Regions from separate parts of the Homo sapiens genome. Here regions 1 and 2 are each linked to region 3. The links are chromatin contacts, found by Hi-C or POLR2A ChIA-PET in ENCODE. All regions are on one chromosome and are shown on one strand. The core of a region is the stretch at or near the end of the contact, and the rest is flanking DNA. Distances in the headings are between cores, read along the strand shown. Region 1 holds the start of LINC03146 (long intergenic non-protein coding RNA 3146). Region 2 has its middle 48 kb from the start of LINC03146. Region 3 overlaps LGALS9 (galectin 9).

Region 1 (3,226 bases), core at 376-2,875, 320 kb before region 3:
GTGCAGCTTCCAGAGGTCAGATTTTAAAACTTTCTGATTGGCAATTGATTGAAAGAGTTATTATCGGTAGAAAGGAATGTCTGGGTTATGATAAGAGGTTGTGAAGACCTAGGTTTTGTCACACAGACGAAGCCTCCAAGTAGCAGGATTTAGGGAGAATAGACTGTATTGTTTCTTATCAGACCTAAGGTCCCCGTTGGTGTGAATGCTGGAGGGTATAATGAGGCATCTCCCACCCCCTCTTCCATCGTGGCCTGACTAGATTTTCAGGTAACCCTGGAATGCCTTTGGCCAAGAGGAGGGGTCCATTATTTTTGGTTTACAACAGTGAGAAGTGAGTTGGGGGAGAATTGGACTTTTGTTTGGGTTCTATTTTATACACATCTCTATTGTTTGGATATTCTGCAGCAAACATTACAAATTTTTTTAAATGCTGAAGTCAAATTGATGCCTTCAAGTCTATGAACGCTGTCATCCCAGCAAAGCACAGTGCACCTGCTTTCCCATGTGTTCTGGGCATGTCCTCACAAGTTGGGGTGAGACAGAGTTGATCCCTCTGCCACTCTGCCCACTCCTGCCAATGGCTGTGCTTCCTGGCAAGTCATTGGCTCTTCTGAGCCTCAGTGTGCCCACCCATAATGCAGGCAGAGGCATCTCAGAAGCTCCAGAGTCACTGGGAAATGGCACATGGGGTGGCAGGAAGGTGGGAGGGGGAGAGAACAAGAAGGCACTATGTTAGCAAAACTCAGCATGAGGGAGGGCCAGCTGCAGCCCAGCTCCTTGGCTGCAACCACAAGGGAGGGCAGGGAAAGAAGAGGAAGGAAAGAAAAAAGGAGAGGAGCCAGGCCTGGTGGTTCACTTTGGGAGGCTAAAGAGGGCAGATCACTTGAGGCTGGGAGTTCGAGACCAGCCTGGTCAACATGGTGAAACCCCATCTCTACTAAAAATACAAAAATTAGCAAGGCTTGGTGGTGTGCATCTGTAGTTCCACCTACTTAGGAGGCTGAGGCAGGAGGATCGCTTGAACCTGGGAGGTGGAGGCTGCAGTGAGCCAAGATTGTGCCACTGCACTCCAGCCTAAGCTACAGAGTGAGACTCCATCTGAAAAAAAAAAAAGAGAGAAAAGAAAAGAAAGAAGAGGAAGGGCTACTGCACTCTGGACTCAGTGCCCTCCTTGGTCTCACACCCTTGCTGACCTCCCTCCTGGCACATGAGGTCTTCATGCTGCTCAGGCCCATGGCTGACCTCCTCTCCTCTGGAGTGGTCCATCCCTACCAGATCTCCTCCTGTCCAGCTGAGCAGACCAGGCCTATACAGGCTGCTTCTGGCTCCACTGAGGCCCAGGAGCTTACACCTTTGGACCGGGTGTCAAAAGTGTCCTTCTTATTAGCAAAAAGAATTTTGGAGGGAAAAACAAATGACATCCTCAGACATCCTAGGGCAGAGTCAGAAGCAGAGAGGAGACTGAATGGGCTCGGGTGGGTGTGGAAGGTCACTGCAGGCCGCCATAGGACAGGCCTGGGCTCACAGGAGCAGGATGTGGGGAGGGGGATTGCCAGGCAGGGGTGGGGACCAAAGTGAAGGCCACCTGGTGGGAGCCAGTCAGAGGGGTGGGGCAGGGTTAGATCACAAGGGAATCCAATGCCAGGGGGCCAGGGGATGTTTTGCAATGTGGGCAACTGAACCTGAGATGTGACAAGACCAGTGATTTGGCGACCTGCCCAGGCAGGCCCAGCCCCCAGGGTATTGAGATGACACATTCTAAACTCAGGTGACCCGGGCCTTGGGAGTGCACTAGCAACTGGCTGTCAGTCACGGGGCTCTTCAGATATTTGTCACGTGAATGAGCCAGACAGTAAGTGGAGATGCCCTTCCTAGTCACCTACTGCCGGCGTTCACGCTGTGAACCAGCGAACTAGGCCACCGGCCTGACCCAGTTTTCCCTGTGGCCTGCCAAGCCAAGGAGAAGCAGACGCGGCCGGCGCAGGCGTCCAGGGTGACTCGGAGGCGTGGCTCTGCAGTCGCGGCTCTGCAGTCGCCTTGGAGCGGCTGCCCTTCCGACCCCGCCTGGGCTATGACTCATCTTCGGTGGAGGAGAAAGGGGCCTTTGTGAGCGCCCAGCTCCGGCGTCTCCTGGACAGCACCGCCCTCCGGTGGCCGCGAGTCAGGAGGGCTGGGGAAGCCGCCCGAGAGGCAGCGCCCGAGCTCCCCACGAGCTGCTGTGCCATTGGAAGCGCCAGCGCCCTCCCCTCGGAGTCCAGCCAAGTCGGGGGGAAGACTGGGAGAGAAATCGTCACCCCCTAGAGGGCAAGTGGGCTCAGCCCTAGGAAATGCTTGTTTCTCCAGCCCCTCCCAGACGCCCCGGGGAAACGGCATCCCAGAGCTCCGCTCCCTGGAGGCCCCTCCAGAGAGGGACCCGGGGCCCCGCCCCGCAGCTGGAGAAGGGGTGAATGCCTTTCCTACCTAACGCCTGGTCCGCGGCCCTGCTTGTTGCGTCTCCAAGACCACGTGTCTGCTGCATTTTAAAAATAGTTGTGAACATCTGACTTTCTCCTTTTGTGAGTTGCCTATTCATATCCTTGGTCTGCTTTTCTATTTTCTATTTTTTCTCTTGTTGACGTACAGAAGCACTTTAAAAATGTCAGTTCTGTCGAATGTGTTGCAAATATTTTTCTAAGCTTAGAATTTTACCTTCTGATTTTGTTTTTGGTGATATTTGATACACCACACGACATTTTGATGTGGGATGACCTTTTGATGTTTTTCTTTTTCTTTCTTTAGTTTTTTATTTTTGAGTCAGCGCCTCACTCTGTCACCCAGGCTGGAGTACAGTGGCGTGATCTTGGCTCCCTGCAGTCTCCGCCTCCCGGCTCAAGCCATCCTCCCACCTTAGCCTCCCTAGTAGCTGGAACCACAGGTGCACACCACTACGCCCGGCTAATTTTTGTATCTTTTGTAGAGAGGAGGTCTCGCTATGTTGCCCAGGCTGGTCTTGAACTCCTGGGCTCAAGCAACCTGCCTGCCTTGGGCCTCCCAAAGTGCTGGGATTACAGGCTTGAGCCACTACTCCCGGCCTTGATGTTTTCCTTTATTCTTTCTCCCTTTTGTTTTTTTTTAATTGTAAAACTGCTCCCATCTGAGTATCACACAGACATTTCAGATCTATATTTTTTCTTTTCTGCTCCTCTTCCCCCCTTCCCTTCCTCCATTTCCTCTTACTCCTTCA
Region 2 (3,170 bases), core at 284-2,783, 270 kb before region 3:
AGGGAGCAGTGAGAGATTTGGGCAGAGTTTACAGATGGGATCTGGAGCCACCCCCTTTCCGAGCCTTTCCTTTATGGCACTCCCCACTTCACTTTCCAGTGGCTGTGGTTGCTCTAAACTTTGTACTCTGATTCTTTAGGCCAGAAAGACCGCAGGTTCCCCAAGTGTGCTCTGCTGACTGCAGCGCACCTTCAAGATCAAAGCCAGAAAAACAGATAACTCACCATATGTCATGCCCTTCTTCCAAGTGTTGACTCCCAGCCAGGGCCTACTTGCTTTTATTCACTCTTCAGTGCCTCGCGTTGGTTTTGGGTTTGTTTTGCTTTTTCGTTTTGTTTTGTTTTTGTATTTTGTCAACACTTTCTATCTGTGGGATGGTCAATTCAGTAGGATCTTAGTTCTCGTGGAAGAGAAATCCCCCAACCCAAGTCATAGAAAGGTAACGTCACTGACCTGTGGCCACTCAGCTAGCAAATTGAACGGGTATTCCAACCCAGGACTAAGCAACACCAGTCTCCTCCGCCCCCAACCCCACATACTTTTTATTATGTGGATCTGTCTTCCATCTCTTATTTGTCAAAAGTCCCAGAACTACTTACTCTGACTTTTCTCTTTGCATAAAATCCATCCAGATTTAGGAAGAAGTTTTATTTATTGCCTTTTGTGCATTGTCTCTCCTGTGAAAGGATGATGATTAAAGTGCCTCGGCTTTGAAGTTAAAAATACCTGTGTTCAAATCCTGCCTCTGATATATATGTGATCTTGGACAGGTCGTTCCAGTTTCCTTATCTGTAAAATGGGGGAAACAATAGTATTGACCTCAAAAAATGGTGGTGAAGATTAAATGAGATATTTCACATGAAGCTCAAAGAACGGTGACTGACCTCCAGTAAGCAGTCAATAAATGAGACCTCAGGGGTTTTTCCTACTCTGAGGTAGGGGAGTACTCACAGTGGGATGCTCCATCAGATATTTTTCCAAGAGGAGGGTACATCAGGGGCCTGAGCCCAGGACACTGTTTGAGAGGCTGGTCCTCTTGGGATGCCAGCCTTATTAAGCTGGGGCTGCTGTCATGTCAAATGGAGTAGCACAGGAGCCTAGAGTGGTCCATGTTTTTCGGGGAAAGAAACCCAAGCCCAGAGAGATTCAGCTCCCATCTGAGATCTGTGCAGAGCTGGGAGTGCAGCCCAGCTCCCCTGAGCTCTGCTTCCAAAATCAATGGTATTTTTCTTCTGTTGAATGCCCATGTTCCTCACCGGGGGAGCTTCGGGTGCAGGGCCTGGGCGCAGGGTGGGTGTGGGTGGCTCTCAGAGGCCAGGGGGCCCAAGAGGAGGAGCTGTGAGTACTGCCATCACAGAAGGTGGATGAGGAGGAGATTTCTGTTTTATTTTTCTCCAGCAGGCTGGAACGATTTCTAGAAGGAACACAAAGAGAGGCGGAGAAGCCACTGAAGAAAGAAAGAAAGGAGTAGAGGCTGGGAGCAGGGGGCGGCGTGGGGAATGCAAAGGAGGAAGAGGGGAGTGGCTGCTGCTGGCCGGAGCCGGCGTCTCTGGTTTTGGTCTGGCCGTGGGCCAGCAGGCAGCGGACAGCACAGCACGACGGGCTTGGAGAGCTGGCAGGGCGCTGCGACAGAAAGAGGACGCCGGTCAGGGTGCTGGGGGAGGGGACCCTCTGCCCACCCAACCCCGCCTGGCCAAGGAAATGTCCGTGTAGTGAGCAGTGACCACATGATGCCCTTTCACCCGCCTCACATGTTTAATTAAAAAAACAGAAAAACAACCTCCTTCTAGACAGTCTTATGGTCTCTGTTTTTAGATGGTGTCACAAGGCTCAGAGAGGGTAAATGAAGAGCCCGAGGTCACCCAGCTTGTAGGTAGCAGAGCGGGGATGCTCCTCACCCTGCACGGAGCAGCCTGTAGCATCATAAGCTGTTGCTTGCCCTGACGTGGGGAGCCAGGGGGATGGCGGACTTCTCAGGTTCGTTTCTCTGCCCACACCTGGCAGGCTGTCCCTGAAAGCTGTCCTCTTTCATCATTTATTCAGCCATTCATCCATTCATTCCTGAGCATTCGAGGCTGCGTGCTGAACCCTGGGGGACCACAGTGAACAAGCTAGATACCACCCTTCCTGCGAAGAGCTCGAGGCCAGTGGGGGTCCCTAAGGAGAGCCGGGAACATCAAACCTGCGGATTGGGAGTAAATATTAAATCCAGTTCCTCTCCCCGATTTACATGCACACACACGCACCCGCACAGTCCCTTCATCTTCTGAGTGTCATGGGAACGGGGACTTCTAGCCCTCGGCGGTGGCCAGCAGCACTGGCAGCCGCCCAGCCGCAAGGGGACGCTGTGAGGGCAGCGAGCAGGATTCCCTAGGCCCTCGCCCCCTGGTGGCGGCAGCGGCTCCTGCTCTGCTCACCACGCCCCTCGGTGATTTCTGGCCCTCCCCCGCCCCGGTTGAGCCTCTTGGGGGCCTCTTGGGTCACCACTTCTCTCCCTTCCTGTTCCAGCCCTGTGGGGAGGGCCTGTTGGCCTTCACCTAGGCCATGCCCTGGTGTTGCCACAAAGCGCCTTGGAGGCCGTATCTCACCAGCCGGCAGGAGGTCCCTGCATCAGGCCTGGGCCTCAGACACATTCTCTCCTGTGATCCTCTAGCCAGCCTCTCCCCCGTCCCCCCTTCTGATGAGCCAAAGGTTCTGCGCCATGCATGCTCAAGCTGGGACTGCCGCTGTCCTGGACAGAGACCAGCTCTAAATCAGGCAATTTAGAGCCAGGCGTGGTGGCCTGCGCCTATGGTCCCAGCACTTTGGGAGGCCCAGGCAGGAGGATTGCTAGAGCCCAGTAGTTCAACCAGCCTGGGCAACATGGGGAGAACCTGTCCTACAAAAATGAAAATAAAAATATTAGCCAGGCGTGGTGGCCAGCACCTGTAGTTCCAGTTACTCGGGAAGCTGAGATGGGAGGATTGCTGGAGCCTGGGAGTTGGAGGCTGCAGTTAGCCGAGATTGCACCGCTGCACACCAGCTTGGGCAACCAAGCAAGATCCTATCTCAAAAAATAGACAAATTTTAAAAATCAGGCAGTTTAGGTGAGACTCAACTGCCAGTCAGCTGAACTTGAAGCTAAGGCTGTCTTCCTCAAGTTGATCTCTTTTCTGAATGGCAAATCCTGG
Region 3 (2,885 bases), core at 332-2,831:
GAGAAGGCATTGGGGTGGAAAAGACAAGTTAGGAGACTGATGCTGCAGGAGCCCAGGCCCAGAGCACTCCTGTGTGCTGGGCCTGAGGGATACAGACGGCACAGGCCAGTGCTCCTGTCCCTGATGGGGTGGGAACAGTATTCTAGACCAGGGAACAGTACAGGGGAAAGAGCACGCACAGCCTGTTTAGTGAAGAGCCGTCGTTCAGTGGGGATAGAGTGCAGGTGAGGGGCTTATTAACAACTGAGGAGGGAGGGAGGGTGGGAGGGAGGGAGAGAGGAGGCTGCAGTGAGGGTGGAGGACTTCCCAAGTGTAGTGCAAACGGCATGATCTCTGCACAGGTGTGGATCTTGTGTGAAGCTCACTGCCTCAAGGTGGCCGTGGATGGTCAGCACCTGTTTGAATACTACCATCGCCTGAGGAACCTGCCCACCATCAACAGACTGGAAGTGGGGGGCGACATCCAGCTGACCCATGTGCAGACATAGGCGGCTTCCTGGCCCTGGGGCCGGGGGCTGGGGTGTGGGGCAGTCTGGGTCCTCTCATCATCCCCACTTCCCAGGCCCAGCCTTTCCAACCCTGCCTGGGATCTGGGCTTTAATGCAGAGGCCATGTCCTTGTCTGGTCCTGCTTCTGGCTACAGCCACCCTGGAACGGAGAAGGCAGCTGACGGGGATTGCCTTCCTCAGCCGCAGCAGCACCTGGGGCTCCAGCTGCTGGAATCCTACCATCCCAGGAGGCAGGCACAGCCAGGGAGAGGGGAGGAGTGGGCAGTGAAGATGAAGCCCCATGCTCAGTCCCCTCCCATCCCCCACGCAGCTCCACCCCAGTCCCAAGCCACCAGCTGTCTGCTCCTGGTGGGAGGTGGCCTCCTCAGCCCCTCCTCTCTGACCTTTAACCTCACTCTCACCTTGCACCGTGCACCAACCCTTCACCCCTCCTGGAAAGCAGGCCTGATGGCTTCCCACTGGCCTCCACCACCTGACCAGAGTGTTCTCTTCAGAGGACTGGCTCCTTTCCCAGTGTCCTTAAAATAAAGAAATGAAAATGCTTGTTGGCACATTCATGTGGGTTGACCATGGCTTCTTTAATTCATTTGGAGACATTTTGGAGTCTGTGGAATCGGGCGGGGGTGCTGCTGAGAGGAGTGGGATGGGAAAGCATGGACTCCCTTTGGGCAGGGGGTCCTGACCTCACACCTCCTCCCAGAGGGTCTCTTGCAAATCCCACGAGGGTGTTGGAGAAAGCAGGCTGGGGCTCTAGCCTTTTGGGCAGGAGTCTCGGACACAGGAAGGGTGGTAATGGGGGACACCAGGAAACAGCCCCATGCCTCCGAGATGGGAGAGGGGCTGGGGCAGAGCCTGTGAGGGCCACAGCAGGGTCAGAGCTGCCTCCTCAGACCTGGCGTCCCAGTGGGAGGAGGTGGCTTGGGGAGGGGGGTCAGGAGAAGCTGATCCGAAGCACCGTCTGGGTGTGTGTTCCATTGTGGGTCTCCCCGGCATTAGGGGTTAGGGCTTGCGTGGGAAAAGTGGCTCAGTGTTCATGTGTGGGGTTCTGCCAGCCACTGGGCCACTGCCCAACAGCCCAGCTCCGCGTCCACGTGATGCCAACACATCCTGCTTGGCTCAGCAAGAATCCAGTTCCTCAGGCCCCAGTGTAGTCCTCGGAGCTGGCAGCACCAGCAGCAACTGGGAGCTTGTTGGAAACGCGGCATCCCGCGCACCGCCCCCCTGCCCCGTGACACACACACATACCTACCTGAGAGATCAGAGCCTTCGTTTTCACAACACCCCAGGTGAGACACACACATTAAAGCTGAGAAGCCGGCTGGGCATGGTGGCTCACGCCTGTAATCCCAGCACTTTGGGAGGCCGAGACAGGCAGATCATCTGAGGTCTGGAGTTTGTGACCAGTCTGGCTAACATGACAAAACCCCGTCTCTACTAAAAATAATAATAATTTAAAAAAAGTAGCCGGGTGTGGTGGCGGGCACCTGTAATCCCAGCTACTCGGGAGGCTGAGGGGGGAGAATCGCTTGAACCCAGGAGGCAGATGTTGCATTGAGCCAATAATGCGCCATTGCACTCCAGCCTGGGTGACAAGAGTGAAATTCCGTCTCAAAATTAAAAACAAAACAAAACAACAACAACAACAAAAACACAAACCTGAGAAGCCCCGGTCCGGGAGCGGACTCCTGGCTGTGTTGCTGAGATGCACGGCTGTCGCGCAGGGCACAGAGCTTTTCTGGAGCCTGAGGTTGACACTACACCTTCTCCTGCCACCTGAGACTCTGCTGCTAGAAGAGGGAGGGGAGAGAGAGGGGCGAAGTCGGCTAGGGCGGCCAGGAGGCAGACACCAAACCCGAGCTGGGAGCCGTGTGTTGCTAGGACCCCAGCGTCCCCTGCTGAGCTCCTTCCTTGGTTCTGACCAGGAGAAGGAAATGGGGCTCAGTCTCTTAAGAAGCCTTCCTTGGCCAGCTCCAAACCCGGGAGGGTCCCCAATCCCTCAGACGAGGATGCTGTGGCCCACACTTGCCTCGACATGTTGCCTTCCCAGGGACCACATCCGTATGAGACAAACTCACATGGGACAGGTGGCCCCAGAGCAAAACGCTAAGACAGTGTCTAAGAAGAAGCTCAAGGCCTTCCCAGAAGCGCTGGCCTCATGTGAGAATCCCACCCACGCCAGACCCCGTTTCAGATCCTTTGTGAGGGAGGCAGGCCTGTGCCCCCTGCCCTACCACAGGTCTTTGGACAAGCAACGAAGCTCCATCTTCTGCTGTCACACCTGGCAGCCATTTCAGAGGAGCCATGGCCTGCCTGGGTTGTCCCTCTGTGGGGGATCTGTCCAGGCTGCGACACCCACCAGCTCCCCACTCTGTATAA

What was found. Hi-C counts contacts between places; a loop is a spot of excess contacts on that map. ChIA-PET counts read pairs that join two places held with the same protein, here RNA polymerase II (POLR2A). Pooled maps may share reads with other maps.
Region 1: a map of MCF 10A shows a loop between it and region 3 (25-fold over the local background). The contact joins the promoter of LINC03146 here to the enhancer-like site in region 3. A Hi-C loop is called at or near these places in 2 of 168 maps with a recorded cell type or tissue (MCF 10A and naive thymus-derived CD4-positive, alpha-beta T cell), 3 of 37 single-sample maps with no recorded cell type and 9 of 50 pooled maps.
Region 2: a map of B cell shows a loop between it and region 3 (31-fold over the local background). The contact joins two enhancer-like sites. A Hi-C loop is called at or near these places in 1 of 168 maps with a recorded cell type or tissue (B cell), 2 of 37 single-sample maps with no recorded cell type and 6 of 50 pooled maps. POLR2A ChIA-PET finds 5 or more read pairs at or near these places in 1 of 52 experiments (WTC11).

What each region holds. Positions count from the first base shown.
Region 1 is chr17:27,330,870-27,334,095 of GRCh38, forward strand. LINC03146 (long intergenic non-protein coding RNA 3146) reads left to right here and starts at 1,626. Exons shown (of 3, transcript XR_007065677.1): 1 at 1,626-2,558. RefSeq lists an enhancer at 1,677-2,226.
Region 2 is chr17:27,378,803-27,381,972 of GRCh38, forward strand. No RefSeq gene overlaps it. Among named protein-coding and RNA genes, the nearest start is that of LINC03146, 48 kb to the left of the region's middle. Within about 2 kb of position 1,534, at least 14 of the 41 ENCODE cell types and tissues checked have a DNase peak (open chromatin) inside an H3K27ac peak, as active enhancers do.
Region 3 is chr17:27,648,495-27,651,379 of GRCh38, forward strand. It overlaps LGALS9 (galectin 9), which reads left to right. Exons shown (of 11, transcript NM_009587.3): 11 at 342-1,066. The coding sequence ends at 488. Among named protein-coding and RNA genes, the nearest start is that of LGALS9, 19 kb to the left of the region's middle. Within about 2 kb of position 1,582, at least 2 of the 41 ENCODE cell types and tissues checked have a DNase peak (open chromatin) inside an H3K27ac peak, as active enhancers do.